Linked DNA regions of Homo sapiens: region 2 is linked to region 1. A link is a loop called in an ENCODE intact Hi-C map of the cell type or tissue named here. Cell type or tissue: Caco-2. All regions are shown on one strand. Each heading gives the region's core, and the rest is flanking DNA. Links, peaks and the distances in the headings are about the cores only.

The links. Peaks named below come from ENCODE experiments on the same cell type or tissue, not always from the same donor. Only the 100,000 strongest peaks of a DNase experiment are listed, where the experiment ranks them.
Region 2: a loop joins it to region 1, with 3 times the contacts of the local background. A loop is called at or near these places in 11 of 110 quality-filtered maps.

What each region holds. Positions count from the first base shown.
Region 1 is chr17:28,232,075-28,234,983 of GRCh38, forward strand. No RefSeq gene overlaps it. Among named protein-coding and RNA genes, the nearest start is that of TMEM97, 86 kb to the right of the region's middle. In Caco-2, for the core only: CTCF peaks have their summits at 1,377 and 2,225 (motif pointing right); DNase peaks (open chromatin) are centred at 1,977 and 2,593; H3K4me3 peaks cover 561 bases.
Region 2 is chr17:28,406,138-28,409,046 of GRCh38, forward strand. It overlaps SLC46A1 (solute carrier family 46 member 1), which reads right to left and starts at 75. Exons shown (of 5, transcript NM_080669.6): 1 at 1-75. RefSeq lists a silencer at 1-256 and an enhancer at 2,230-2,909. In Caco-2, for the core only: a CTCF peak has its summit at 1,532; DNase peaks (open chromatin) are centred at 154, 1,174 and 1,824; H3K4me3 peaks cover 696 bases.

The DNA.
Region 1 (2,909 bases), core at 188-2,687:
CCAGAAGTTGCTAGCTTGGGCCTTCTGAACTGGAATTACATCAGGAGCTGGATCAGTAGGCACCAACTCTCGGGCTTCCCAAGGCCATCGGTCTCCGATAGTGGTTCCCCCGCATACATAACAAGAAGTAACATTAAGGGAATGAGCTACATTTTCTGCTGATTGGATAAACAAATTTTTTGTCTTTTTCGGAAGTTCTGGTGCTGGCAGATTCAGCTCCTCATAAAAGGTTTGAAATACTGGCTTGGGAGAGCGCTTGTGGACCTCCCCTCTAATTAAAATGGCAACTTGGGGGTTTAACCCCGTCCCATCGATCCCCAGGGTTACACGTTCTCCCTTTTTCTAATGGGGATCTAGGGGATTGGTAATTATTAGTTCTAGTGGGTTACAGTGACCGGCAGCACAGGAAGGGTTGGCTTCCCCCTTCTGAAGATGAACCGGGTCTTTTTTGTTCTTTTTCCAAGTAGCCCAAATAACACATGGCCAAAAGGCACAATTTTCACAATCCCCTGACTCATGACAAACATATTTATTTTCTACTCTGTAGCTCCTTTCCCAGTTAAGAGAACCACATTCTGTTCCTAGTTTGTTACTATTAATGGCTGCACAAGCATCAAATCTTAAAATTATTTGTTTGGGGATTCCTTTTTCTTCTGTTCTAGTTATTATTTTACTTGTGTCACCTAGGAAAAGGCTAGTTCTTAATCTTGTTTCAAAAATGGTGGTTGCAGGGGGCTCAGATGGGTTATAACACACATCAGGTGGGTCATTTCCCAGGCTACATACCTTGTACTGAGTGGCATTATACAAACAAGTTTCTTTTAACATTCCCATATATTCATAATAACTATAGAACAGAAAGATTGTTTTAATTTGCTGTCCTACCTCAGTGACCTGATGAATACACTGGGAACAGTCCCCAGTTTGAGTAAGGTCAGTTGAAGCCCTTACTGTGTAAGTCCAGAATTTAAGAAAAATGAATCCCACGATGAGCTTCCTCATGCTTCGGCCGTGCGTGGACCAGTCAGCTTCTGGGTGTGACTGGAGCAGGGCTTGTCGTCTTCCTCAGGGTCACTCTGCAAGGGTCGTCTGGGCTTGGTCTTGCCTCCCAGGTTTCAGGTGCTGCAGGTTTTACACGGCTGTGGTGGATCCAGGCTGGGATTCCCTCTACCTTCACAGCGGTGGGAGTGGTCAGGACGACAGACTACGGTCTTTCCACCGTGGGCACAAAGAAGTTACGTTCCAGTCCTTGATCCACACTCGATTACCTGGGGAGAAAGGGTGAACTGGGGAGAATAAGCTAACAGGGCATCTCTCATTTACCCAGGCTGAGATTGTTTGTGTAATTTTTCCTAAAGCCTGTAGTTGTCGCTGTAACTCAATTTCACCTAACTCTCGGGGAGTGCCTGGAAGTCCCTGCAATATGGGAGGGGGCCTATGATACAATATTTCATAAGGGGAATATCCTGTTCTTTTAGAAGGGGTACATCTAATTTTAAATAATACCATAGGGAGAGCCTGTATCCATTTTAATCCTGTTTCCTGACATACTTTCCCTAAGCTATTTTTGATAGTCCAATTCATCGACTCCACCTTTCTGGAACTCTGAGGCCGGTAGGCAGCATGCAGTTTCCATGTGTTCCCCAATACCTTTGCCCTCTTCTGTACCAAGTCAGCCACAAATGCTGGCCCATTATCTGAGCCGATCCGTAAGGGCAGTCCAAATCTAGGAATAGGATCTCGAAGAAGCACACAGGTTACTTCACGAGCTTTCTCAGTTTGTGCTGGATAAGCCTCCACCCACCAGAGTAGGTACACACAAGAACTAGTAAATACTTGTTACCTCCACACTTTGGCATCTCTGTGAAGTCCACCTGGACATCTTCAAAGGGGGCTGCTCCATAAGCTTGTATGACGGGCGGAACAGCTGGACCTTGCTTCGCATTATGCTTTGGGCAGGTAACACACCGCTGCGTCACCGTTTTGGCAAGGGCTGACAAATGCAAGATGTAGAAATACCGGACTAACAACTTTTCAAGTGACTCCTGGCCTAGATGGGTGGTTTTATGCACAGCCAGCACAACTGCGGCTCCTAGCAGCTGTGGCACAGCTTCTCTCCCATCTGGTAACCGAATCCATCCTTCCTCCATCACTTGTCCTCCCTCTGCCTGGAGAAAGTCCTTTTCTTCTTTAGAATAAGTAGGTAAAAGATCAGGCGCTTGAGGGAGCAGGGGTGCTGTGACTGATGCCCGGAAGGGGGCAGATGCTGCTTTTCGAGCCTCTAAGTCAGCGCGGGAATTCCGCAAACCCACCAAGGTGGAAGCTCGCTGGTGTCCTCTGCAATGCATAACGGCCACCTTGTGTGGTTTCCATACTGCTTCTAATAATTGCAAGATTTCTTGTTGATATTTTATGTCCTTTCCCCCAGAGTTCAATAGGCGCTTTTCTTTATATAATGCTCCATGCACTTGAAGGGTTAAAAAGGCATACCGAGAGTCAGTGTAAATGTTGACAGTCTTACCTTCACTGAGTTCTAAGGCCTGAATGAAAGCAATGAGTTCAGCTTTCTGGGCTGAAGTGCCCTGGGGCAACGATCTGGCTTCAACAACAGTGCCCAGGGTTACCACCGCACACCCTGCAAATCTCTCTCCTTGTGGGTTGATGAAGCTGCTCCAATCCACGTATAGTTCCCAGTCTACTGATGCCCAAGGCTGGTCCCAGAGGTCAGGTCTGCTAGAGTAAACTGAGTCCAATACTTCTACACAATCATGCTTGACAGGGCTCTCTGATACCGGGAGCAAGGTAGTGGGGTTCAGGGTGTTACAAACTTCAGTGGTTATACGGGGATTTTCACAGAGCAAACTTTGGTACTTAGTGAGTCTAGCATTCGCTAGCTAATGATGTCCTTT
Region 2 (2,909 bases), core at 33-2,532, 170 kb after region 1:
CCAGGCGGGCGGCGGGGCGCGCGAGCGACTCGCTGCCTGGGACCAGCGACGCGTGGCGTGGGGCTTGCGCTGTCTGCGCCTGCGCCCGGCGTCCCTCCTTAAATGTCCGGCGGGGAGGGGCCTGTGACCTGAGGCCACCGGACTCTCGCCGCGGGTGCACCTGGCTGGGCGTGGGCCAGCGAGGGGCCCGGCACCCCCAGCCCGCGGGATGACCTCACCTGTAAAGTGTGCGTAGACACCGCCCTGCAGCCCTCCCTCCCGGCCCAGACACACCACAGATAACAAGAATATCAACAATTAACATGTATTGACCACTTACTATGTGCTGGGCACGGTATTAAACCCTTTTTGTGCGTTGGTCTCCCGATAACTCTACAGGCTAGCCAATATTAACCATCGCTATCTACCGCTGAGGAAACGAGGTCATCGGGTACTCAAGGCAGAGCTGGAAGAGCACATGACTCCTGATGCTGCTGATGTTCTGCGCTGTAACAGAGAGGCAGCTGGAGAGGATCGGAGTGGGCTGAGCCCAGCTGCCTGGGTTGGAGCACCTAGGCTCTGCCACTACCTTCGGCATGCCACTTACCACCCTGAGCCTCTGTTTTTTCATCTGTAAAATGGAGTTGCTAACAAAACATGTCTCAAAAAGTTGTGGAAAAGCAGTGTCTGGTATATTCAAAGTGCTATTATTGCTATTAACAGGCTGTCACGTCTGGGAGTGGTGGCTCACACCTGTAATCCCAGCACTTTTGGAGGCTGAGGCGCATGGATCGCTTGAACCCAGGAGTTCGAGACCAATCTGGGCAACATGGTAAAACCCTGTCTCTACAAAAAATACACAAAAATTAGCCAGGCGTAGTAGCAGATACCTGTAGTCCCAGGTACTCGGGTGGCTGAGGTGGGAGGATCAATTGAGCCCAGGAGGCAGAGGTTGCAGTGGGCTGAGATCGCACCACTGCACTCCAGCCTGGGTGACAGAGCAAGACCCTGTCTCAAAAAATATAAAATAAAAATAAAATAAAAAACAAGCTGTCACTTGCTCCACTCCTGCCCTAGGATCTTTTCCTGGGAAACTAGTCTTGTTTCTGGGGTCAGGCAGGGCCTGGCTCTGCAGTTCCCTTAGAGAAGATGGGGGAGGGCCTGGGAGGTCCTTGGGTGTGAACCTATGCTCCTGGGTGGCTCCCATTATAGGAATTAGGCCAGAAGGCAGTCACCTGCTCTGCTGCTGAGGAGGTCAGACCCTGTCTGGGCCTCTGTTTTATTGCCTGTAAAAAGGAACAGCATTACCTTCCTTACTCCCCTATCTTTCATTCATTCAGCTCATTTACTGAGTGCCCCTTACGTGCCAGGCACTGTGCTGGGGGACTCCGGGACCACAACAGGAAAGGAAATAGACAAAGCCCTCACCAGGCCCGTTAGTTTCTAGAATGGTGGGAGAGGAAAAATAGTCAAAGAATCCTACTAATTGATACAAAATTCCAACCGTGGAAAATAGTTTTGAACTCCAAGGGTGCTAATTCAGGGGCTGGAGGTAGGGGGAGCAGAATCAGGAAAGGCCACCTTCCCTGAGAACAGAGCAGCTGAGTGGGTTTCTGGAGGCAGGTCCTGACAGGCCTGATTCTTGGGAGGATGGATGGCTCCAATTCTGGCCACTGTGACTGTGCCTGGGCCTGTTGGAGCTTGTTAGCTACCCCACCTCCCCTGAGCCAGGAGTCCGAGACTCAGGATGGGTAGGTGCTGGCTAGATACTAGTGAACTGAATAACCTCCCCCTGCAAGCTGCCCCCACCTGTGGTCCCCTAGAGAGAGGAAATTCCACATTAAACATTCAAGCCTCTGGATTGGCTCCACTCTCCTCCCTCCCCTTCCAACTCCTCCCTACCACTTACACAAAAGCTTGGCCCAGTTAGGTCAGCTGCAGTGAGGGAGGGGTACTTGGCTAAATCCTTGGAATTATTTCTTAGATAAAGAACTAAGGCTAGGAGAGGCCAAGGTCCCTCATCAGGAATGGGACAGGGTGTGGCTCATCCCAGAGCCAGAGCCTGCAGTACCCACTAGGGTAGAGGTCTTTTCTAACTCCTTGAAAACAGCTGCAATCAGGTCACTGGCCTGCTCAAAACCATCCTGGGCTTTCCATTTCGCTCAGTGAGAGCCAAGTCCTTATGAGAGCCCTAAGGCCACCTACCTCTTCTCTGTCCCTCTCCCCTGCTTTGTCCCCCTCAATCCTTGTGCTCAAGCCATGCTGGCCTCCTGCTTTAGGGCCTTTACACTTGCGGTAACTACTACCTAGAATGCTCTTCTGGATATCTGCCTGGCCGGCTCCCTCACTTCCTTCAAGTCTCCACTAAAATGTCACCTGACCCTCCTATATAAGCAACTTCCCTCCTTCCTTGCTTCCTGGCACTCCCTAATCCTTTACCCTGTTTCATTTTTTTCCATAGTGTTTATCACCATCTGAATTATAACTTTCTGGTTTCTTTGTTGTCCATCTCCCTTTACTAGAGGTCATGATGGCAGGGACTTTGTTTTTTCATCACTACCATATCCCCAGCATCTAGAATAGTGCCTGGCGTGTGGTAGATGCTCAAAAGACGATCGCTGAATGAACTCTCAGTCTCAAGGAGAGGAGATTCCGCAGCTGGAGTCCCAGAGCATGTGGAGAGGGTTGCCAATGTTGAGCTGCACTGTGGAGTCCAGAGCCCAAGAATCTCCACCTAGAAGGAAGCTGAGAAATCACATCTCCACCCATCCAACCATTTAAAAGACAGGGAAACTGAGGTCCAGAGGGAAAGGTGACTTACCCAGAGAGAGCTAAAAAGTCCTGCCTGTCAAATTTCTACAGGAAAGGAGAAGCTATTGCAAAGGAAAAGATCTGTAGACTTATTTCCATCAGAACATAAAGCCTTAATT